Regions from separate parts of the Homo sapiens genome. Here regions 2 and 3 are each linked to region 1. A link is a loop called in an ENCODE intact Hi-C map of the cell type or tissue named here. Cell type or tissue: dorsolateral prefrontal cortex. All regions are shown on one strand. Region 1 holds the start of LOC105371062 (a long non-coding RNA gene). Region 2 holds the start of LOC124900373 (a long non-coding RNA gene). Region 3 overlaps CORO7-PAM16 (CORO7-PAM16 readthrough).

Region 1 (8,000 bases):
TCACCACACCCAGCTAATTAAAAAAGGTTTTTTTTTTGGCTGGGTGCGGTGGCTCATGCCTGCAATCCTAGCACTTTGGGAGGCCGAGGTGGGCAGATCACTTGAGATCATGAGTTCAAGACCAGCCTGGTCAACATGGTGAAACCCAGTCTCTACTAAAAATACAGAAATTAGCCAGGCATTGCGGAGGGTGCCTGTCATCCCAGCTACTTGGGAGGCCGAGGTAGGAGAATTGCTTGAACCCAGGAGGCAGAGGTTGCAGTGAGCTGAGATGGCACCACTACACTCCAGGCTGAGTGTTTTTTTTTTTAGAGAGATGGGATCTTGTCATCTTGCCCCGGCTAGTCTCAAACCCCTGGGCTCAAGTGATCCTCTCACCTCAGATCATTTTTCTTTAGAAGAAAGTAAAGGCAATAAAAAAGCATTAGAAAAACAAACTGGCTGGGCTAGGTGGCTCACACCTGTAATCCTAACACTTTAGGAAGCCAAGGTGGGAAGGTCATTTGAGGACAGGAGTTCAAGACTGGCCTGGGAAACATAGTGAGACCTCCTCTCTACAACAACAACAACAAAATTAGCTGGGTGTGGTGGCATGTGCCTGTAGTCCCAGCTACTCAGGTGGCTGAGGTTGGAGGATCGCTTGAGCCCAGGAGGTAGAGGCTGCAGTGAGCCATGATCCCACCACTGCACTCCAGCCTGGGAAACAGAGCAAGAACCTGTCTCCGTTAAAAAACAAAACAAATAGAAACTGAGAGTAGTGTGATGTGACATGAGGTTGTCTGTAGAATGCTGACCAGCCTGGCCAACATGACGAAACCCCGTCTCTACCAAAAATACAAAAATTAGCTGGGCGTGGTGGTGCATGCCGGTGGTCCCAGCTACTTGTAGGCTGAAGCATGAGAATCGCTTAAGCCTGGGAGGTGGAGATTGCAGTGAGCTGAGATCGCGCCACTGCATTACAGCCTGGGCGACAGAGCGAAACTCTGTCTCAAAAAAAAATATATATATATTATATATCTCTATATATATCTATATATATTTTATATTTTTTATATATAAAATATATAAAAAATTTGCTGGGCGCAGTGGCTCACGCCTGTAATCCCAGCACTTTGGGAGGCCGAGGCGGGTGGATCATGAGGTCAGGAGATTGAGACCACCCTGGCTAACACGGTGAAACCCCGTCTCTACTAAATATATATAAAAAAAAAAATTAGCCGGGTGTGGTGGCGGGTGCCTGTAGTCCCAGCTGCTTGGGAGGCTGAGGCAGGAGAATGGCGTGAACCTGGGAGGCGGAGCTTGCAGTGAGCCGAGATGGCGCCACTGCACTCCAGCCTGGGTGACAGAGTGAGACTCCGTCTCAAAAAAAAAAAAAATTATATATATACATATATATACACACACACATATATATATATATAAAGTAATTTTCATTAGAAAATTTACTGAGGATTATTTCCTGAACAAAAAAATACTTTAAAAAAATCTTAACTCCATCTCCATTTCATATTTGATCTTTACCATGATCTTGTAAAGTAGATGGGGGCAGGGATATTTCTTATTCCTAAATCCAAATCTAATGTGGGGAAACTGCATCTACAGAGGTGCAGTTTTGCCTGAGTTCGGCCTGAGTTCACTCTGCTAATGCAAGACAAACCACACCAAAAGGCCAATTTCGTACCCATCCCAATATCCTTTCTACTCTATTCCATCACATTGATTTGCGGTAATCTAGAGCTGACAGCATATTGTGCACTGTATATTTTTCAGACCCACTAAAAGATGAGATTTTGTATTGTGAAGAGTGCAAAAAGATGTTATATTTCCATTTTTTCCAAACTTCTTAATTTTTTCCCACCACGATTCCAAAAAAATTTAGATATTCTGCATATTAAGGCATAGTCTCTCCCCTGGGGGATGTAGCCATCTAGTAAGGGATACAGCGCACAATTGCAAATCAGGATACAGGGGTCTGGCAAAGGACTGTCTTTCTCATTTGCAAATGTAATTATTTGCAAAGCCTGATCAATGCATATAAGTTGATAAATTATGTAATGGATTACTTCTGTTGAGAAGAATCAATTGACACAACCTCAGGGCTCTTCAGAGAATACTGAGACACACTGTGGGGCTATGGAGTTTGGTTGGGGAAGGAGTGGAGTTTTAGCTACACTTTGAGGGATGGGCAGGTTTGGTGGGTCACAGATTAGGGGGGTGGAGCACGGGAAGATCGAGGGCGCCCAGACGCAGACAAGGGAAGACCGCTGTGTGTGGCGGGGATAAGGGAATGGAAGAGCAGCCAAGGTGAGAGGAGGTGAATTAGGGAATACTGGGCCTTCAGGGGAAGCCCAGGGAGTCTAGGCCTGAGGCCACTGCAGGTTTCTGAGAAGGGAAGACCAGCGGGCAGCGGTGCTAGGGCGATATGGGGAGGCCGGAGCGTGGCATGCAGGAGCCAAGGGCCTGCCCCTGGGTCTGCTGCGTTGGGGGGAGCGTGGGGTCTCTGTCCTCCCCCGATGCTGCCCCACTCCAATCCGATGCCAGCGCCCCACAAGGCGGCCGCGAGCAGAAGCCCATCCACCCCATCGGCCTGGCCGCCCGGGGGACCCCGCCCGCCCTGGGCGGGCGCCAATGTGTCCCTTTTCTGGATCCTTTGGGAATCAATTAAGATCGCGGTGACAGGGCCCCCAGGTCGTAGGAGCACCCGGGCCACCACTCCCCGCGCGGCGTGGACGGGCTTCCAGCATCCGTGCGGGGACAGGGCTGGAGGCTTCGGTGATCGCGGCCGGGTACGACCACTCTTCCTTCGTCTGAGGGAAAAGGTCGCGGCTGGGGAGGGCCTCAGATTTCCCCGGCACGCCTCCTCTCCTTAGTGGGGAAACTGAGGCCCGGGGCAGGGCAGTTCTGGACCAGGGTCGTGACCGTGGGGAAAGTGGGCACCTGGCTGAATCTGACCCCGTCCTTCGCGCCCGAATCCTCACACGCTGTCCCCGAGGGGGCCACTACCCGACCCTGCGGACAGGGACCGATCTCGCGGCCGCTCAGCTGTGACAGTGCCGGCCGGCTCGCCCCGCGCATGCGCACTGCCTTCCCTTCGGGCTCGGCCCCGCCCCCTCCGGGCTGCGCGCCTCGGACCGAGTCCGGGACTGGGGTCAGCGCAGGCGCAGACGCAGACGCTTAGCGGCGGCGCTTCCAGAACGCTGCGCTCGGGAGAGCCTCGGGGCCGGAGTCGCGTGGGCGCTGGGGGCGGGGCGGGCGCCCACTGCCTGAGCCGGATGGCAGAGCCGTCTCTCCGCCAGCTCCCAGCGCTGGCTCGCGTCCCTGGGTTCCGAGCCCAGCGACGCGCAAGCTCCGTGGCCGCCAGCGCCGGCCCTGCCCCCTCGCTGCTGACCTCCGCCGCTTCACGCCGCGGACTCAGCTCCCGGGCTTTGCGGTCGCTGCCGGTGGGATGGGGAGGGCCGCGAACCTCTGTCCTCTCAGGCATTCACCGCGTGGCTGGGAGGGCGCCAGGAGGCCGAGGCCGGGGCTGCCATGCGCTCCCGGTGCCTCACCCCGCAGGTCGGTCCGCCTCGTGGGCTGTGGGGCAGACGACCGGGAAGCCCCGAGATCTCCAGATCCTCGATCGGGACCGAAAAGGCCCTGAACTTGTGCAGTGACTTGCCATTGAGTCCGGGAGGTTCTGGAGACCTGGGTGACGGAAGAACGCCCAAGGCCGACTGCTGCCCTCAGTTATCGGGGTGAGGTTTCCACCTGAGGCCGGCGCCCAGGGCAAACAGGAAATGCGAGTTTTAGGAGATTCTCCTACCGGAATGTCACCTCCCTTCCCCGCCAGAAACGAACCGCCCTCTCCGCCAGTAATTGAAAACCGAAGGGCAGCCCTTAGCGAATGAAAACTCCAGAAACCAGGAGGGTCAGGGAGGGTCATCATCTGAATAGAATGACTCTTGTGGCTCTTGGGGTTTCCTGAATCAGTCATTTTAGGAACTGAAAAGGCCTTACGAGGATCAAGTGGTCATTAGCTTCTCTTTCTTCCCTCCCTCCCTCCCTCCCTTCCTTCCTCCTTCCTTCCTTCCTTCCTTCCTTCCTTCCTTCCTTCCTTCCTACCTTCTTCCTCTCTTTTCTACTCTTTTTTCTTTTTGAGACTGCAACCTCGAACTCCCTGGGCTTGGGTGATCCTCCCGCCTCAGCCTCCCGAGTACTTGGAATTACAGGCGCGCGCCACCATGCCCGGCTAATTTAGGTTTTTACTTTTTTATCTTTTTTGAGACGGAGCCTCGCTCTGTCGCCCGGGCTGGAGTGCAGTAGCCTGATCTCAGCTCACTGCAATCTCAAAACTCCCAGGCTCGAGCGATCCTCCTGCCGCAGCCTTCCCAGTAGCTGGGACTACAGGTGTGCATCATTACACCTGGCTAATTTTTTATTTGAAAGAATTTTTGCTAACGCCGTGCGCGGTGGCTCAAGCCTGTAATCTCAGCGCTTTGAGACGCTGAGGCGGGCGGATCACAAAGTCAGGAGTTCCAGACCAGCCTGGGCAATATGGTGAAACCCTCTACTAAAAATACAAAAATTAGCCGGCGTGGTGGCGGGCGCCTGTAGTCCCAGCTACTCGGGAGGCTGAGGCAGGAGGATTGCTTGAAGCTGGGAGGCAGAGGTTGCAGTGAGCCGAGATCAAGCCACTGCACTCCAGCCTGCCTGACAAGGCCAGACTCTGTCTTAAACACAAAAACGAACAAAAAAAAGTTTACCGGGCGCTGTGGCTTACGCCTGTAATCCCAGTACTTAGGGAGGCGAAGGCAGGTGGATCACTTGAGATTGGGAGTTCGAGACCAGTCTGACCAACATGGTAAAACCCGTCTACTAAAAATACAAAATTAGCCGGGTGTGGAGGCACAGGCCTGTGATTCCAGCTACTCAGGAGGCTGAGGCAGGAGGATCGCTTGAACCCAGGAGGTGGAGGTTGCAGTGAGCCCAGATCGTGCTACTACACTCCAGCTTGGGCAACAAGAGTGAAACTCCGTCTCAAAAATAAAATAAAATAAATTGGGCTTCTCGCTCTGTCGCCAGGCTGGTCTCAAACGTCTTATCTCAAGCGATTCTCCCGCTGCAGCCTCTGTGCTGGGATTACAGGTAGGAGCAACCGCACCCTGCCTGGCCTCTCTTTGAAACCTGCCCAGTGACAGGGATCTCAATGCAGGGCATTGCATGTCTTCTGACAGGATGCTGGTTTAGGTCACTCCCTCTGCCCTGCAAGCCAGCTGTGTCCCCAGCATTTCCCAGGGCAGAGATAGATCACTCCCTGTGAGAGTGTTTTGGTGTCAGTGTGGAACGGCTTCCCTGTTTGGCCCCCTGGGTATACTGGAACCTGGGAAGGGACCTCTCCAGCTAACCCAGGGCTGGGCAGGGAGTTACTGAAAGGAAAAAGGAATTTATTTTTAATTTCCTGGGTTTTCTTGGCTGTTGCTTTGGAGTGGAGATCATTTAGACATCTGGTACCCTGATGGCCTGAGAAGAGAAGGAAAGTCCTTGGAAAGGAGTTAGGTGACTTCTGGGTAAGAATGAGCTGATACAATGGTGGAGAGTGGGGAGAGCTGCTTAGTGGCCAACCTGGCCATCATTGCCGTATTCACTAGGGAGCTTTTATTCTCATCTGTGTCCTCCTCCTGTAACTTAACACCTAGAAGTGGCAGGGAATTGGATCATGAAAGAGCCATATAGTCCAGCCTACTCATTTGTGTGTGTGTATGTGTGTCTATATATATGTCTATATATATATAGGTCTATATATATAGGTCTATATATATATAGGTCTATATTGGTCTATATATATAGGTCTATATTGGTCTATATATAGGTATATATATGTCTATATGCATATAGGTCTATATATATGTCTATATATATAGGTCTATATATGTCTATATATATAGGTCTTATATATGTCTATATATAGGTCTTATATATGTCTATATATAGGTCTTATATATGTCTATATATAGTCTGTATGTCTATATATAGGTCTATATATATAGTCTGTGTCTATATGTATAGGTCTATATATATAGTCTATGTATAGGCCTATATATATGTCTATATATATAGTCTATATATATAGGTCTATATATATGTCTATATATAGTCTATATAGGTCTATATATATGTCTATATATGTCTATATATATCTATATATGTCTATATATCTTTATATACACTATATATGTGTCTATATATCTATATAGATACTATATATGTCTATTATATATCTATATATATAGATATATATATTTTTTTTTAGAGACAGGGTCTCACGATGTTGTCCAGACTTAAACTCCTGGCCTCAAGCAATACCCCTGTCTCCGCCTCCCAAAGGGCTGGGATTACAAGCATGAGGCCCTGTGTCCGGACCCAACCCACTCATTTTAAAATTGAGGAAGTTTGAGGCCTGGAAATGGAAAAATGTGGCCCAGGGTCACGGAGGGAGCTGGTGGCAAAGATGAGACTTAAATTCAGGTCTCCCGATTCCCAGGCCTGCCCTTGTTCTCTACACTCTTTGTATTAGTCAGGATCCAGCAGAAAACAGATTAAATTGGGGACATTTAAAGTGGGGGCTTTGAGGCAGGATATAGGGAAACTGCTATGGAATGTGGAATATTCTGGGGCTGGTGACAGTGGGATCTTACCACCTCTGCACCTGGAGGCAGGTTGTGTGGAGGGCGATCTCACTAGAGCTGGGACTTTAAGTCAAGGAGCTCAAAAAGGGACTTGGAGGAATAAAAACCATAAACCCTGTCCCCACCTTCTCCCTCTGGTTTTGATTCCAGGCTCCACATGGACCAAACCCAGCTGGCAGTCAGAGGGCAAGAGCATCTCGATGCAGCGCATACAGGCCAATTCCAGGGTGCAGTGCAGCATGGAAAAGGAGAAATGTACCTGAAGAGGCAAATGAAAGATATACAGCGTCACAGGCAATCTTGCTTCTACTACCATAAAAATAGTTTACGTTTCTTAGACACTTAGTCTGTGTCAGGCATGTCCATTATCTCATTGCATCTTCCCATAAACCCGGTTTCCTCCATTGGACAGATAAAGAAACTGACTAGTGAAACAGCTTGAGGGACGGAGGTATGAACAGCTAAGCTGTCATTTTCCCGTCCAGAGTCTTATCTGGTGTATAGTAGTTCCCCTGTGAATGTTTGTGGAATGAATGAATGAATGAGGAGCAGACATAAATAGGGTTAGATAGTAAACCTCCCTGAGGAGCCTTAGCGGGGCCTCTTCTCCTTGGGACTCGGAGGGTCTCTGCAGAGATGAGCCCTGTGCCTTTTGCTGTGTCTCCTGTTGGCCTGTAATAGGCCAGCTTCTTCAGGTGAAAAGGGCAGGCATGAAAGTCTGAAAAAAGCCTTGGACTTGTGCTTGGCTTTCCTAGTGGAGGTTAGCTTTTGGAATTTAAAAAAGAGTATGGGCTGGGCACAGTGGCTCACACCTGTAATCCCGAGGTGGGCGGATCACTTAAGGTCGGGAGTTTGAGACCAGCCTGGCCAACATGGCAAAACCCCGTCTCTACTAAAAATACAAAAATTAGGGCATGGTAGCGGGCGCCTGTAATCCCAGCTACTTGGGAGGCTGAGGCAGGAGAATTGCTTGAGCCCGGGAGGCACAGGTTGCAGTGTGCCAAGATTGTGCCACTGCACTCCTGCCTGGACAACAGAGTGAGACTCTGTCTCAAAACAAACAAACAAACAAACAAACAAAAGTCTCTCTGAAGCCCTCTTTACCCACACCTTTATTCCTAATACCCCACAGTCTGGGCAGGGGCCCAGGGTGCTACCTCTCTCCCTGCTCAACTCCTCCCCACGGCTCCACCCACGAGCTCAGTTCTGCTGATTGCATCACTGGTGCTGCTGTTGGAACACAGCATTCAGGGATGAGCCAACAACCAGTTTGGTGGGTGAGTTTCACCAGCACCCTGCAAGTGGCCTGCTGTGGAGCAGAAACCTCTGCTGGAA
Region 2 (8,000 bases), 130 kb after region 1:
TGGTCTGACCTCTGCTAGGACTCGCCATGTGTCATGGCAGGCCTGGCACCTGAAGGAGAGCTTTAGCAATTTGCACTCACATCATCCTGGACCTCAGCCTGGGTGATGGTCACTGTCTTGAGACAGCTTCAGAACAGGCAACCTGGGTGTGGCCGCCTTGTCAACCAGAGATAATAAAAACACAGGTAAACCTCTGCACCTCCATCGTCATGCCGAATTATAACAACAGCACATATTTGTTGAAGTCTTACTATGCACTAGGCACAGTGCTGAGTGCCCATGATGCAGAGGGGAATTTGAGAGTGTCAGTCATTTCTGCCCCTTCGGATCACGCACTGCTTTCCAGTGTTCCCAGGAGACCAGTTTTGAGGTTAGAATTCTGCTTCTTACAGTGAGGACTGATTCTGACTCCTAGGAGGACGAAAGCCCCTTTTAAATTTACTTTGGCTGGGTGTGGTGGCTCACGGCTGTAATCCCAGCACTCTGGGAGGCCGAGGTGGGTGGATCACTTGAGGTCAGCATTTTCAGACCAGCCTGGCCAACATGGTGAAACACCATCTCTACTAAAAATACAAAAATTACCTAAGTGTGGTGGTGCACGCCTATCGTCCCAGCTACTTGGGAGGCTGAGGCAGGAGAATCCCTGGAGCCCGGGAGCGGAGGTTACAGTGAGCTGAGATTGCATCACTGCACTCCAGCCTGGATGACAGAGTGAGACTCGTCTCAAAAACAAAACAAAACACAACAAAACATTACTTTGAAGCCACAGCATTTTGCACAGGTAGGAAAACTGCTGGGCCTGGAGATCTTCTATAAATATGTTGAGAGCTGATGTTGAAGAGATTATTGAAGAATCCTGATGTCACAGAATTTTCTATAGACAACCTCCTTGCGGGGAGGGCGCAGCTTTCGGGTTCTGTATCGCACAACACCGGCTGGGAGCTCCCTGCATGTGTGTTTCCAGCACTGCCTGTCTATGGGAGCTAAGGAAGTGGCTTCAAAACCGCTTGCCAGAGACGCGCAGTCACCCAGTCGTTGCAGCGCTTGTACTTGTGGGAGCTGTCTTGCAGGCTCAGGCATCTTTGATAAGGAATTCCTCATACTTAGAAGTGGCACCTTTGTTCTGCTGGGGAATTGTTCCCAAAAGGTATCTTTTTTTTTTTTTGAAACGGATCCTCGCTCTGTCGCCCACGCTGGAGTGCAGTGGCACCATCTCGGCTCACTGCAAGCTCTGCCTTCTGGGTTCATGCCGTTCTCCTGCCTCAGCCTCCCAAGTAGCTGGGACTACAGGCGCCCGGCGCCACGCCTGGCTAATTTTTTTGTATTTTTAGTAGAGACGGGGTTTCACCGTGTTAGCCGGGATGGTCTCGATCTCCTGACCTCGTGATCCCCCCACCCCGGCCTCCCAAAGTGCTGGGATTGTAGGTGTGAGCCACCGCGTCTGGCCTTTTTTTTTTTCCTTTTTGAGACAGAGTCTTGCTCTGCTGCCCAGGCTGGAGTACAATGGCCTGATCTTGACTCACTGCAACCTCTACCTCCTGGGTTCAAGCAATTCTCCTGTCTCAGCCTCCCGAGTAGCTGGGATTATAGGTGTGTGCCACTATGCCCAGCTAATTTTTTGTATGTTTAGTAGAGACAGGGTTTCACCATGTTGGCCAGGTTGGTCTTGAACTCCTGACCTCAAGTGATCTGCTCGCCTCAGCCTCCCAAAGTACTGGGATTACAGGTGTAAGCCACCACGCCTGACCCCAAAAGACATCTAAAAAGGCTTTTTCACTTGTGAAATCTGCTGAATAGAGCTGGCTTCCTGAGGCCTGGGGGCCCTTCCCGGTGTGGAAGAATGGCTCTGCTGTTGGCTACCACAGTGCTGGGGCCTGTACTCCCACCTCCTCTGCCTCTGTCTGCCTTGTGTGCCTCCCCTTCCGCGGGGGCCCTGCTCTCTGCCTCTTTCTGACCTTCCAGAGTTTTTGAGGTGTGAGTGTGTTGTTGAATTTCATTTACATAATAATTAAAGAGTCAGGGTTTCATGATCTACTGATGTAAAACCCGCAAAAACCCTAAAATCTCGAGTGGTGTTGTACAGCATGTGGGATTCTTTTGTATAACTTGATGATTTTCAAAATATCCATTTCGGCTGGGCACAGTGGCTCACACCTGTAATCCCAGCACTTTGGGAGGTCGAGGCAGGTGGATCACGAGGTCAGGAGATTTAGACCATCCTGGCTAACACAGTGAAACCCGTCTCTACTAACAATACAAAATTAGCCGGGCATGGTGGCGGGCACCTGTAGTCCCAGCTACTCGGGAGGCTGAAGCAGGAGAATTGCTTGAACCCGGGAGGCGTAGCTTGCAGTGAGCCGAGATTGTGCCACTGCACTCCAGCCTGGGTGACAGAGCGAGAGTCCGTCTCAAAAAAAAAAAAAGAAAAAAATCCATTTAATCAGAGCCATACTTGTTGATTACTACAGGTGCTTCCCGTATCTAATACCTCCAGCAAGAAGGTTTGCGAAATGGGCAGAGAGTAATAGGAAGAGTTTCAGGAAGATGGTTTGAGTGAAAATCATTTCAGAACCGAGCCCTGCGAAGTCTTGGTTTCTGCAATCCACCACAGTTTGGGAAAATCGGGAATTTTGTTTAGTCCATTTCTATTTTTGTGCACCACAAATATGTAAACAAAGCTGGGATCTTCGTCGGGGGCGGAGGGAAGGGCGACAGAACCCTGACATCTAATACTGGTCATCGGTATTTCCATGTGTTTCCTGATCCCATTGTCTCTGCTATTTAAATTAATTAATTCCACAAGTATGCACTCAGTAAATATTGTGAGCCAGGCACTATTCTCGGCTCTGTGGTTGCATCAGTGAACAAAACAGACGCTAATCCTGCTTTCGTGAGCCATCTATAATAGAATGGGCGAGTCAAGAAATTGACACATGCATTAGAAAAATATGTAGCGTGTCGCTGGTAAGTGCTTGAGAGCTCATCAGGGAAGGGCAGGAGTTTGTGGAGTGGGGGTGAGGGATGTGGGGTGGGGCGGGGCAAGGGTGGCAAGAGGCCTGGGGCTGCTGGTTGCAACTGTAACCAGAGTGGCCAGGGAAATCCTTGCTCCTCTGGGTAATGCCCTATCCAGAAGACCCTTGCAAATTTCTAAAATGCTGTGTTTTATTACCGAGAAAGAGTCGTCTGGGAGCTCTCCGAGGCAAATAACTTTTGAAGTTGGCATGAGCAGGATATTGTGCAATGGGGCTCACTGGCTGCGTCCCAGGCCTCCGCATCTGATGTGAACCACAGCTTTGCAATCGGGTCCCCGTGCCATCCAAAAATATTTTGTGACCTTGCCGGTTGGCAGTTTTTTAAAAATGTTATTTTCAGTCTCCAAAAAAGGGAAACATCAAAGTGCAGGCTGTCCACTCCTGCCCTTCTTGATAGACACAGACAGCTGGGCCACACAATCAGCCATTGTGGCGACAAGTGCCCAACTGTTATAAATAGACGGCGGGCTCGCACGTGAAGCGCTCCAGAGGAAGGGCAAGTGCTCTGGGGACACTGCCAACTGCTGTTTCCGTCGAGAGCTCTTCTCAAAGATCAATATTATTTTATGTCTCAGTGACTGAATTTGAAAAAACGACTGTGAAAGCACCTGGTAACTTAACTGTCTCCAGGATTCCATTCCAAACGCATCTTCTCTCTTCACTGTTAATCTTAGATGTTTCCCATGCTTATTTAGTAATCATTGCCTGACGGCCCACTTCACTGCGATTTACAGTCTCTTGCGGCTCACTTGAAATGGTAGAGTTATGGATAACCGCGCTGGTGTATGTGCGTGTGATGCGTGGCCGGAAGCGCATGCCCATTGAATAATCACGTTCGTCCCACATCTTAGCCCCTCTTCCAAGACATGTTTACTATCGTTTACGTGTGACATGTCAAAACATCTTAAAACTATGCCACGCATGTAATAGGCTCTCAGTGATTAAAAAATCAGTTTGTCTCTTAAGGAGAAAAGAATAACAGCATGTGACTCTTGTGAGTCCCTGACAAAGAATCTGTTGTTCCCCGTGCACTTGAAGAGCCGCTCATGTCAAGAAGCAACTTGTGATTATGCAATGTGTGACTTAAGGCATTGTCAGATGCGTTCGGCTGAAACGGGACCCCGCCCCAGCAGTTTGCCTTACTAAGTTAACATGGTAGGTCAGATTTTAGTATTGTAGAAAAAGCCACATTCAATATTCTTTGAGTAGCATATTTATTTCCTAGGGCTACTGTACCAAAGTACCTCAAACCAGGTGGCTTCAAACAACAGAGTTACACGCTAGTTGATATCTAGTGATTCAAAGAACAGAATTCCACACTAGTTGTTATCTAGGAATGCGGAGTGAGTGATAGAGGGGGTTTTGGTGGCGTTATATTCTAATTTTGAAGTAAGTTTAAATTTACAGAGATGCTCCCAAACAGTATAAAGAATTCCCAAATACTCTTCACCCAGATTCCCTGAATTAACATTCCGACATGTTTGTCTGTCTGTCTCTCCACATACACACATCCCTTTTTTCCGGAATAATTTGAGAATAGACTGCAGAGAGTGCCTCTAGATTCTCCTGTGTGGGTTTCCTAAAAACAAGGACGCTGTCCCGGATAGCCTGCACCGACCTGCCCAAATCAGGACGTGGGCACTGTCACACCATGCCACCAAATGCAGAGGCCCCGGAGCCCGCCCAGGACCACAGGCGCCGTCTGTGTCAATGGCTCTCGAGTCTCCTTCAATCTGGGGCTGTTCCTTCGTCTCTGTCTTTCACGACCTTGACATTTTTTTAAGAGAACAGGCCAGTTACTTTGTAGAATGTCCCTCGGTTTGGGCTGGTCTCATATTCCTTCATGATGAGAATCAGGTGGTAGGTTCCTGGCAGGAGAGTCCCTGCAGGGTTGTCACGACAGGAACGCACACAGGTCTGATCAGTCCCATTTCTGGAGAAGTTAACTTATCATTTGGTTGAGGTGGTGTCTACCAGGTTTCTCCACTGTAAAATTAATTTGTTGGTATTTTGTAATTATCAGTTAAAAAGTACTGTTTCTGGTGGGGAGATTTTTTGGGGACTCGGAAAATATCCTGTTTCTCATTAAGCTTTTTGCCCATTTGTTTTAGCATCCTGGGATGATTCTTGCCTGAGGGAATTAGTATGAGCATTGCCAAATGGTGATGTTTCTAGTTGCATTGTTTCTTTTGCATTGATTAGTTGGCATTCCACTGCAAGCTGGAGCTTGCCTGCTGTCTTTCTCTCCTTCCTATCAATACACTCATAGACTCCTATTTTACCCATTGGGTTATAATTCATTACCATTATCATTTGCTTCGATACCCAGATTGTCCCAGATTTGGCCAAAAGCAGCGCCTCCAAGCTGGCCCCTGTGTTCTTTTGATGTGTTCATGTCATTCTTTGAGCACATCTTTACTTCTTCTTCTTTTTTTTTTTTTTTTAGATGGAGTCTTGCTCTGTTGCCCAGGTGGGAGTTCAGTGGCGTGATCTCTGCTCATTGCAAGCTCCGCCTCCCGGGTTCACGCCATTCTCCCGCCTCAGTCTCCCGAGTAGCTGGGACTACAGGCGCCCGCCACCACGCCCGGCTAATTTTTGTATTTTTAGTAGAGACGGGGTTTCACTGTGTTAACCAGGATGGTCTCAATCCCCTGACCTCGTGATCTGCCTGCCTCAGCCTCCCAAAGTGTTGGGATTACAGGTGAGAGCCACCATGCCTGGCCAGGTTTTTTCGTTTTTGTTTTTGTTTTTTTTGAGATGGAATCTCACTCTGTTGCCCCGGCTGGAGTGCAATGGCGTGATCATGGCTCACTGAAACCTCTGCCTCCTGGGTCCATGCAATTCTCCTGCCTCAGCCTCCCATGTAGCTGGGATTACAGGCGTGCGCCACCACACCCAGCTAATTTTTGTATATTTAGTAGAGATGGGGTTTCACCATGTTGGCCAGGCTGATCTCCAACTTGTAACCTCAGGTGATCTGCCTGCCTCGTCCTCCCAAAGTGCTGGGATGACAGGTGTGAGCCACTGCTCCCGGCCACATGTTTAGTTCTTGGTTCTAGGCTCACCCGGAACTTTCCTTGCTCCAGCCCTGGAATCAGCCATTTCTCCAATAAGCCCTGGTTCCTTTTAGTAGAAAGTGGTTTTTAGAAACCAGGATCTAAGTATTAGGTGTGTTCACGCTACTGGGCTATTACGGCTACAAGGACTTCTCAAGCAGCGTAGTTAGGAATTTTTTTTTTTTTTTTTTTTTTTTGAGACGGAGTTTCACTCTTGTTGCCAAGACTGGCATGCAGTGGCAGGAACTTGGCTCACCGCAACCTCTGCCTCCCGGTTCAAGCAGTTCTCCTGCCTCAGCCTCCCTAGTAGCTGGGATTACAGGCATGCGCCACCACGTCCGGCTAATTTTGTATTTTTAGTAGAGACGGGGTTTCACCATGTTGGTCAGGCTGGGTCTCAAACTCCTGACCTCAGGTGACCCATCCATCTTGGCTTCCCAGAGTGCTGGGATTACAGGCATGAGCCACCGCGCCTGGCATAGCTAGGAAATTAAACATATGCATGTACTTCCCTACACGTACACATATGTTTGTACATACACACACGGGCACACATGCGTTTGTAGTTCTTTGTATCCATCTGTCCCGCTCGTATCTATGTATCCATTCATCTCATATAAAAATCATGATACCATCCAAGTCAAATGGTTTGTTTCAGCTTTCTCCCCTTTCCTTGGCTGTGCCCCTCTTTTCTAACAATAACAGTAACAGCTCTTATCATATTAACTGTTTTTATTTATTGACCCTTGTATGTCACCAGTCTTCTGACATGCAGGCCATCCAGTCCATGTTCCTGGCCCAGGAACATGGCAGCCAAGGGTCCCCACCCCCACTTCGGCCCCCAACAGTGGACTCTCGGGATAGTTCTTTTTTTTTTTTTGAGACACAGTCTCACTCTGTCACCCAGGCTGGAGTATAGTGGTGTGATCTCGGCTCACTGCAGCCACTAACTCCTGGGTTCAAGCAGTCCTCCCACCCTAGCTTCCTGAGTAGCAGGGACTACAGGTGTACACCATCATGCCCGTCTACTTTTGTATTTTTTGTAGAAACAGGGTCGGTCTTACCTTGTTGCCCAGGCTGGTGGATAGTTCTTTATAGCAGTAGCCTAAACAGAAAAACATATACAACATAAGCTAAGAAAAAGGCCTCCCTTATCGATATTTCTGGGTTAATCTGAAAGATTTTGAAGTCTGGAAGAATCAGCTGGTTGTTGGTAAAGGGACGGTGGACATGAAGGATGCGGAAGGGATGGGTTGGAGGCGGGAGGTGAGTTTCATGTGGTGTTTTTGACTCAGAGGGTCACTTTTATTGTTCTGCCTTGTAGTCAGAAGAAAAATCTTTTCACGTGGTTTCGGCTCAGAAGTATGTTAGAAAGTAGACTACAGAGACTGAAGGTGACATTCCAGAGACTTTTTAAGGATAATCTGGCCAAAGGTGTTTACTATTTGATTAGCCAGCATCCTTGGGCTCGGCTAGGGTCTTGGTCTGGTCTGAGAACATGTTGGGGGATTGTGCCAGTGTCGGTGGTGGGTGCCTGTGCCTGGTCATCTATGGGCAGCTAGGGGTGGGTGCTGCCCCTTCCGACTTTCTCTCCACTGCAGAGACGAAGCCTTCAGCAGCATTTCCCTGGACCCTCTTCTCTCTGGTCCCAGGTCAGGTTCTGTACAGCAATGGAAAGCAGGGGAGAGGATGCCCACGCTGTGCGTGGCCGTTTGGAGCAGACTCAGGGACCAGTGGGACCTCCTCTTCTGGGTGAGCTTGGCAACCACTCTTTTAGGAATTCCAGTTTGTAATGCCTTCCGGGTGAGCCCTGTGAGTCGCTTGCTCTTAGTAGTGTCCTTTGCTGCCCCAGCCTTCTGCTTCCCTGTATTTAAAACCTTTCTGAGCCAGGATTACGATTTCCTGATACCAT
Region 3 (8,000 bases), 220 kb before region 1:
GCCTGGCCAACATGGCAAAACCCCGTCTCTACTAAATATACAAAAATTAGCCGGGCGTGGTGGCACACACCTGTAATCCCAGCTACTCAGAAGGCTGCGGCAAGAGTATTGCTCCAACCCAGGAGGCAGAGGTTGCAGTGAGCCGAGATTGCACCACTGCGCTCCAGCCTGGGTGACAGAGTGAGATGCCGTCTCAAAAAAATAAAAATAAAAAATAACTTTGGCCGGGCGCGGTGGCTCACGCCTGTAATCCCAGCACTTTGGGAGGCCAAGGCGGGTGGATCACGAGGTCAGGAGTTCGAGACTAGCCTGGCCAACATAGTGAAACCGCGTCTCTACTAAAAATACAAAAACTTAGCTGGGTGTGGTGGCGGGTGCCTGTAATCCCAGCTACTCAGGAGGCTGAGGCAGGAGAATTGCCTGAACCCAGGAGGCAGAGGTTGCAGTGGCTATGGAGAGCGAAGAGAGATCGTGCCATTGCACTCCACCCTGGGGGACAAGAGCAAGACTCCATCTCAAAACAAAAAACAAAAAACAAAAAAACCAAAAAAAAACCTTCTTGGATGGGCGTCGTGGCGCACACCTGTAATCCCAGCACTTTGGGATGCCAAAATGGGAGGATCGCTTGAGCCCAATATTTTGAGAATTAGTCTGAGCAACATAGTGAGACACAATCTCTACAAAAAATTAAAAAATCAGCCAGGCGTGGTGGCGTGTGCCTGTCTGTGTCCCAGGTACTCAAGAGGCTGAGGTGGGAGGATTACTTGAACCCAGGAGGTGAAAGCTGCAGTTAGCTATGATCACACCACTGCATTCCAGCCTGGGCAACAGAGTGAGATGCTGTCTCAAAAAATAATAATAGGCCGGGCACGGTGGCTCATGCCTGTGATCCCAGCACTTTGGGAGGCCGAGGTGGGCGGATCACTTGAGGTTAGGAGTTCGAGACCAGCCTGGCCAACATGGTGAAATTCCGTCCCTGCTAAAAATACAAAAATTAGCTGGGCATGGTGGCAGGTGCCTATAATCCCAGCTACCTGGGAAGCCGAGGCAGGAGAATTGCTGGAACCCAGGAGGCGGAGATTGCAGTGAGCTGAGATTGCACCACTGCACTCCAGCCTGGGTGACAGAGCAAGCCTCCGAAAAGTAGTGGGGGTTAGGACTTCACCATCTTTTTAGGGGAGCACAATTTAACCTGGAACAGGAGTTGCAGAGAATGTAGAGAAGTATTTTAAGACCTCACACTAGCGAGGGAGAGTATAGATGGCAGGAATAGAGGCTTAGGGCAGGAGTGACCCTGTTGGTGGGGAGCTATGTTGGAAGTGAGCCTGGGAGGGATGAGAGAGCCAGGCCAGGAGCGGGAAGCCTCGGAAGGTAGTTGAGTGATGTACGGCTGCACAAAGGTGGGGTGAAGGAAGCAGCCTGTGGTGCAGGGGAAGCCTGTCTGGGAGAAGCTGCTGCCCTTGCCCCCTTGGCTGAAAAGGACCCTCGTAGCTGCTGCCTTTGCTCTGGGAGTTCCCCCCAGCAAGGCCCGCCCCCACCCACTTCCCTGGTGCCCTCACTGCCCGGGACCTGACTGTGACTGCTTCTCTGCAGAGCTGGCAGCCCATGGGGACCTGGTGCAGAGCGCCGTCTGGAGCCGAGATGGAGCCCTGGTGGGCACGGCGTGCAAGGTGAGCAGGCAGGTGGGGATGCCCTGTGGGGCTCTGTGCAGGCCTCCTGGGCTGGGACCCCCTGGGCTGGGCCTTCCAGGCTTGTTGTTTAGGAGGCAGTGGAGCACTGAGGTCAGGATGGTCATCTGTGTGCCCTGCCCCCTAGCTGCTCCTCACACCCCCGCTCACCTACATCTGGAAGCCCCTACCTTGCCTAGGCCCCTGTCAGATGAGAGCCCACGCTGGTCCCTGGTTTGCGCCCTAATGTCGCCACCCTCAGGCAGCCTCCTCTGGCCGCCTGTCTGGTCTGTCTGAACCGCCAGCCTTTCTGCAAGACTCTTGTTAAGCAGCATTCGGCCGCAGGTGCTGGGCCAGGCCCCAGTTGCTGGGGAGGTGACTTCCGTCGAGGACAGTACAGACAAGAGGACCCGTGACCTGGGCTCTGCAAGAGGGACATGGTGCTTTGAGCTGGTTGGACAGGCCAGGGACGCGTGGCCTCAGGCAGGGATCGGGGCCAGGACAGGCAGGTGCGGGGCAGGCGGGTGCTGGGTGGTGAGTAAGGGTTGTGCCTGTTGCCGTAGGGGTAATGGGAAGGCAATGAAGTGTTAAAGGCCAGAGTAGGGCAGGTGGTGCAGTGAGGGGAGCGGATTCGCATTTGGAACCACATGGACAGTGTGTGGCAGGAGGGGCAGTGTCTACAGGGGGATGCGTGGCAGCCTGCGGGGAGGTGAGAGCTGTTCTCTGCCGGGAGTGGCGGAGACCTTTGGGAGGAGGAAGCCAAGTGTTGGAGAAGGATTGGGTGGGAGGCGTGGCGGTCCTGAGGCAGTAGGAGAGGCCTGTCACTGGGACGGGGATGTGCTGTGGCAGAGAGGGGGCGCTAGAGGAGCACCTGGTGTGAATGTTCTAGGCAGAGCCGCTCCAGGGTGGCTGCAGCCTTGCTGAGCTGCCGGCGGTACCTGGAGGTGTCAGTGGAGTCTGGGCCCAGAGGGGCTCTGAGCAGAATCCGGCTGCAGGTGAAAAGGTCCCGTTTGTTTGATTTGCTGACCACATAGTGCTGCCCCCAGGAGGGGATGAGAAGAGCCTGCAGGGGAGGAGGTGGGAGGAGGAAAGCCAGGACCAGGCTGGAGCCTGAAACCAGGGCCAAAGGGCTTCCCCAGGGAGGCGGCCGTGGGTACCACCAAGGGTCTCTGAAGACCTGTCGGGGTTGCTGGGAATGAGGGCACCCATCAGGGCCCTTCTGGAGGTGTGCCGAGCCTGAAGACACATGAAGAATGGCTGAGAGGCCTGGGAATGGAGCCGAACAGGAGCTAGCAGGGCAGGGAGGCCTACCAGACCTGAGCATTCCGCCCCAGGGCTCTGCATACTTGGAGGGACCCTAGTCTAACTTTCTTTTCTGTACTCTGCTTTTGTGGAAGCCGCATCTCCCAGTCTTGATCAGTTTTTCCTCTGTGGTGTGCGTTGAGCAGAGAGTCCTGAGAGACTGGCCTAAGCTCTGGGGGCCAATAAGGCCCCCAGGGAGCCCCTTCTGGGGAGACCTGGTATGCGTGCTTTGACCTAACCCTGCTGGGGACGGCTTCCCAGGCAGAGTGAGCTCGAGGCCGGTCCTTGAGGGATGAGCCCTGGCTGAGAAGGAGGGGACGGGCGTCCCAGGCAGAGGGGATGGCCTGGGTAGTCTCAGCAGGACTCAGGGATGGCTGCCTTGGGACCGTGACATCTTTCTTTGAGAAACTGTCTCTGCCCCTCTGTCACAGGTGTGGTGGTCCAGGCCCTCCTCCTGGGGGTCCGAGCCCTATTTACTATCACAGTTGTGTAGGGAAGGACAGTGAGCAGCCCCATGGGCCACCGGCTTGGCCACTCTTCTCCTTGCTTACTGGTGTCTTGCAGGAAGAGTCATAGGAGTCACAGACGGAGGAGCTCCTGCTGCTTCCCCAGTGGATGTGTTTTCCCCCGCTAAACCCAGAGCTTAAAGTTGCAGGGACGAGAAGCACACATTTCCTAAGTGGGTCGTGGGAGTGATGCTTAGTGGAACGACTCCCCCTCCTTCCCTGGTTCCTGGACCTAGGAATTCCGCCTGCGGGGACGCAGCATTGCCTCCAAGCCGCACCTGTCAGCACAGTCTAGGGCCAATGGGTACCTCAGCCCTGGGTCGGCTGCCACCTTCTTTTGCTGTAAAGGGAGTACATCGGGGTCCTGGTGGGGGCATCCTACACTGGAAACCCTGGCAGTATGGAGCCGGGAGTGGGGGGCGGCCTGACTGTGGTAGGGCAGCCAGTGATGCCCATGAGTGTGCAGAGAGCGAGGGCTTGTCCTGAGCTGTGGCTGGAGCTGCTGGATGGGCCCACCCCACACCAGGAGCGAGCGTGAGCCCCTCTTTGCAGCCGCACCTGGCTCTGGGTTTATGCACTGGAGCTGCTCATGCCACGGGCTGCCTGATGGGGATGGGGGTGGGGGGTCATGGGACTTTCCACCAGAGTGTGCCCCCACCCCCGCCCCATCTCCTTCCTGGCGGGGAAGCCTCCGTGCCCCTGGCTTCCACTCCTGTCCTGCCTCTGTGTGAGCAGGTCTGCCTCCCAGGACCACCAAAGCCCCCTCCTGCTCCCTCTCAGCTACTCCCACTGGGTGAAGGGGCCTCCCGAGCTGGGAGAGAAGGGGCAGGAGGCCGCTAGGGGGCGCGCTCTCCTCACGGATGGCCCATTCCGGCCTGCTGCGCTCCTGACTCCCGGCATGGTTGAGCCTGATGAGCCGGGGAGGACGCGGCCTCTGCAGCCCAGTTCCTCTCCGCTGAGCCAGAGCAGCCTCAGTGCCCACTCTGAACCCTGGTTTGGACCCCGCGTTAAGCTCCTCCATGAGGGTGGCCCAGCTGCCCTCATGGAGTGTGTGCTGTGAGTTCCGCCCTTAGCCCCAGCGCCCAGCCCTGCCCAGGGGTGGCGCTGTCCGCATCCTCACAGTTCACAGGGCTGGGCGGGTGGCCGGTCGCTGGCTCACGCCTGTCATCCCAGCACTTTGGGAGGACGAGGTGGGAGGATCACTTGAGCCCAGGAGTTCAAGATCAGCCCGGGCAACATGGTGAAACCCCATGTCTACAAAAAAAATGCAAACATTAGACAGGCATGGTGGCACGCGCCTGTGGTCCCAGGCTGAGGCAGGAAGATTGCTTGAGCCCAGGAGTTCGAGGCTGAAGTGAGCTCGGATTGAGCCACTTCACTCCAGCCTGGGCGATGGAGCAAGACCCTCTCTCTTAAAAAACAACAACAACAACAACAACAACAAAACTGGCCGGGTGCAGTGGCTCACGCCTGTAATCCCAGCACTTTGGGAGGCCAAGCAGGCGGATCACCTGAGGTAAGGAGCTCAAGACCAGCCTGGCCAACATAGTGAAACCCCTCCTCTACTAAAAATACAAAAATTAGCCAGGCATGTTGGCATGCACCTGTAATCCCAGCTACTTGGGAGGCTGTGGCAAGAGAATAACTTGAACCTGGGAGGTGGAGGTTGCGGTGAGCCGAGATCACACCATTGCACTCCAGCCTGGGCGACAGAGCAAGACTCTGTCTCAAAACAAACAAACAAACAAACTAAAACCTCAAAAAAAAAAAAAAAGGAAAAAAAGAAACCATAGGGGGCTCGGGGGCTTGCCCACGTCATAGCTGGTCAGTGGTGGTGTTGGCATCTGGACTCGGGCTGTCGGTCTCTGCACCTCTGTGGGGCAGGAGCAGCCCTGACTGCTGGATGTCGTGTCCTGCCCTTCATCTCCTGAGAGCCTCTGTCGCTTGCTGTCGCTCGTGTCCTGCCTGTCTCCTGCTGTCCCCTGTATCTGTCCTTGATCTCTACTTGCTCTCTCTGGCCCGCTCTGTCATTGTGCTCTGTTTCTGTCCCACTCTGTCCTCTCTCATCCCTTGCTGTCCCTCGCTGTTCTCTCTCTGGTCTCTGTCTTCTGTCTCTCATCCTCCTCTCTCTGTCCCTCGCCATCCCTCTGAATCCGAGGTGTGGAGTAGTGGAGTTTTAAGAGCCAGTCCCTGGACTGTACCTGGTGCCCGCCTGGCACGCAGCAGGTGCTTGGTAAACTGCAGCTGGCAGGGCTTTGCCAGGAGCGGCATAAAACCAGGGCCCTGCTGAGGCAGACCAGGGAGACCTGGCTTTTGAGGCCCTCTCCAGACAGGCCCCCGCCTCTGCCAGCCATGCGTGTGCCCACGGCCCCCTTGGTTCCCACCATCTGCCTCCTCACGTGGCCTCTCCTCCCCCAACGCCACACACCAGCAAGTTCCTTTCTCCACCTCTTTGCTCATGCTATTTTACCTTCCTCGAATGCCTTTGCCTTCCCAGCACAAGCTCTGTTTGTCCTTCCATGACCAGGTCTAAGTTCTTCCCCGCGGTTTCCCGTGACAACCTCCAGGCCCCAGAGTCCAGCACTTAGCCTGGAACTTGGTAGTAGCAGGGAGGCTACTCATCTCTCAGGGAGGGGCTGCACATGGAGCGGGAATTCACTTGGTTTTCCCCTGCATTTCTTTTTGGGTTGTTTTAGTTGATGGACTATTTTCGAGAACAGTTTTAAGTTTACAGAAAAAGTGAGCAAGTTGTATAAGGATTTTCCATATTCCTTACCTCCTCCCCCAGTGTCTGTGATGAATATCCTGCGTGAGTGTGGTACGTTGTTTCAATTGAGGAACCAATGGTAAACATTATTATTATTATTATTATTATTATTATTATTATTGCACTGCTGGAGTGCATTGGCACGATCTCAGCTCACTGCAATCTCCGCCTTCTGGGTTCAAGTGATTCTCATGCCTCAGCCTCCTGTGTAGTTAGGACTACAGGCACGTGCCACCACACCCGGCTACTTTTTGTTTTTTTGTTTTTGTTTTTGTTTTTGTTTTTGAGACAGAGTCTCACTCTTGTTGCCCAGGCTGGAGCGCAATGGCACGATCTCAGCTCACCGCAACCTCTGCCTCCCAGATTCAAGTGATTCTCCTGCCTCCCCGTCCCGAGTAGCTGGGATTACAGGCATGTGCCACCACACCCAGCTAATTTTGTATTTTTAGTAGAGACGGGGTTTCTCCATGTTGGTCAGGCTGATCTCGAACTCCTGACATCAGGTGATCCACCCACCTCGGCCTCCCAAAGTGCTGGGATTACAGGTGTGAGCCACCATGCCTGGCCTAATTTTTTTGTATTTTTAGAGATGGGGTTTCACCTTGTTGACCAGGCTGGTCTCAAACTTCTGACCTCAAGTGATCCACCCACCTCAGCCTCCCGAAGTGCTGGGATTATAGGCCTGAGCCACCATACCCAGCCTGATACATTATTATTAACTAAAGCTCACAGTTTACATGAGGGGTCAGTCTGTGTTGTATGTTCTATGGGTTGTGATAAATGCATGACATAATGTAACCACTATACGGAGTAGTTTCACTGCTCTTAACATCCCCTGGGTTCCACCTGTTCATCCCTTCCGCCCTCCTCCCAGATCACTGCCAAGCACTGATCTTTTCATTGTCTGTATGTTGGACTTTTCCAGAATGTCATATAGTTGGAATTATATGGTATGTAGTATGTAGCTTTTCAGATTGGCTTCTTTAACTTAGCAATGTATTTTTGTGGGCTAATAGCTATTTTTTTAAATTGTGGTAAGAAAACACATATCATAAAATTTACCTTCTTCTTTTTTTTTTAGCTTGCTGCAGCCTCAAACTCTAAGGCTCAAGCAGTCCTCCCACCTCAGACTCCTGAGTAGCTGGGACTACTAGCACGTGCCACCACGCCCAGCTACTTTTTAAATTTTCTGTAGCGACAGGGATCTCACTGTGTTGCCTAGGCTGGTCTCAAACTCCTGGGCTCAAATGATCCTCCCGCCTTGACCTCCCAAAGTGCCAAAATTCACCATCTTAACCATTTTTAAGTGTACAGTTCAGTAGTGTTAAGTATATTTACACTGTTGTGAAACAGATTTGAGAATTTTCTCATCTTGCAGAACTGAAACTCTATACCCATTAAACAGCAGTTCCCCTTTGCCCTACCTCCCGGCCCCTAGGAATTGGCATTCCACTTTCTGTGTCTATAATTTTCTGTGTCTATAATTTGACTACTTTAGATGCCCCACATAAGTGGAATCATATACTATTTGCTCTTTTGGGGCTGACTTATTTCTCTGAGCATAATGAAATGCTGCATCGTCAAGGGTTACTCGTGGCGTGCAGTAGGATTTCCTTGCCTTTGAAGACTGCATAGTATGCGCAGACCACATTTTGTTTATCCATTTATCCATCAGTAGATCTTGGGTTGTTTCCACTTCTTGGCTATTGCGAGTAGTGCTGCTATGAACATGGGTGTGCAAATATCTCTTCATGGCCT

The links. Peaks named below come from ENCODE experiments on the same cell type or tissue, not always from the same donor. Only the 100,000 strongest peaks of a DNase experiment are listed, where the experiment ranks them.
Region 2: it touches region 1 in a loop (4-fold over the local background); 2 of 110 quality-filtered maps call a loop at or near these places.
Region 3: it touches region 1 in a loop (2.5-fold over the local background); 5 of 110 quality-filtered maps call a loop at or near these places.

The regions. Positions count from the first base shown.
Region 1 is chr16:4,179,127-4,187,126 of GRCh38, reverse strand. LOC105371062 (a long non-coding RNA gene) reads left to right here and starts at 3,169. Exons shown (of 2, transcript NR_188654.1): 1 at 3,169-3,734; 2 at 6,816-7,010. RefSeq lists silencers at 2,872-2,941, 2,952-3,601, 7,766-7,968 and an enhancer at 3,005-3,299. In dorsolateral prefrontal cortex, a CTCF peak has its summit at 3,160 (motif pointing left); DNase peaks (open chromatin) are centred at 3,176 and 7,875; H3K4me3 peaks cover 1,859 bases; H3K27ac peaks cover 2,458 bases.
Region 2 is chr16:4,048,999-4,056,998 of GRCh38, reverse strand. The region is part of intron 2 of ADCY9 (adenylate cyclase 9); the gene reads left to right. It overlaps LOC124900373 (a long non-coding RNA gene), which reads left to right and starts at 2,379. Exons shown (of 2, transcript XR_007064957.1): 1 at 2,379-2,964; 2 at 3,178-6,727. In dorsolateral prefrontal cortex, a CTCF peak has its summit at 3,445; DNase peaks (open chromatin) are centred at 3,478 and 4,108; H3K4me3 peaks cover 1,644 bases; H3K27ac peaks cover 1,346 bases.
Region 3 is chr16:4,399,161-4,407,160 of GRCh38, reverse strand. CORO7-PAM16 (CORO7-PAM16 readthrough) reads left to right here. Exons shown (of 31, transcript NM_001201479.2): 6 at 1,594-1,670. CORO7 (coronin 7) reads left to right here. Exons shown (of 28, transcript NM_024535.5): 6 at 1,594-1,670. Among named protein-coding and RNA genes, the nearest start is that of CORO7, 13 kb to the left of the region's middle. RefSeq lists an enhancer at 4,420-5,156. In dorsolateral prefrontal cortex, CTCF peaks have their summits at 2,551, 4,118 and 4,318 (motif pointing right); DNase peaks (open chromatin) are centred at 2,520 and 4,340; H3K4me3 peaks cover 430 bases; H3K27ac peaks cover 1,903 bases.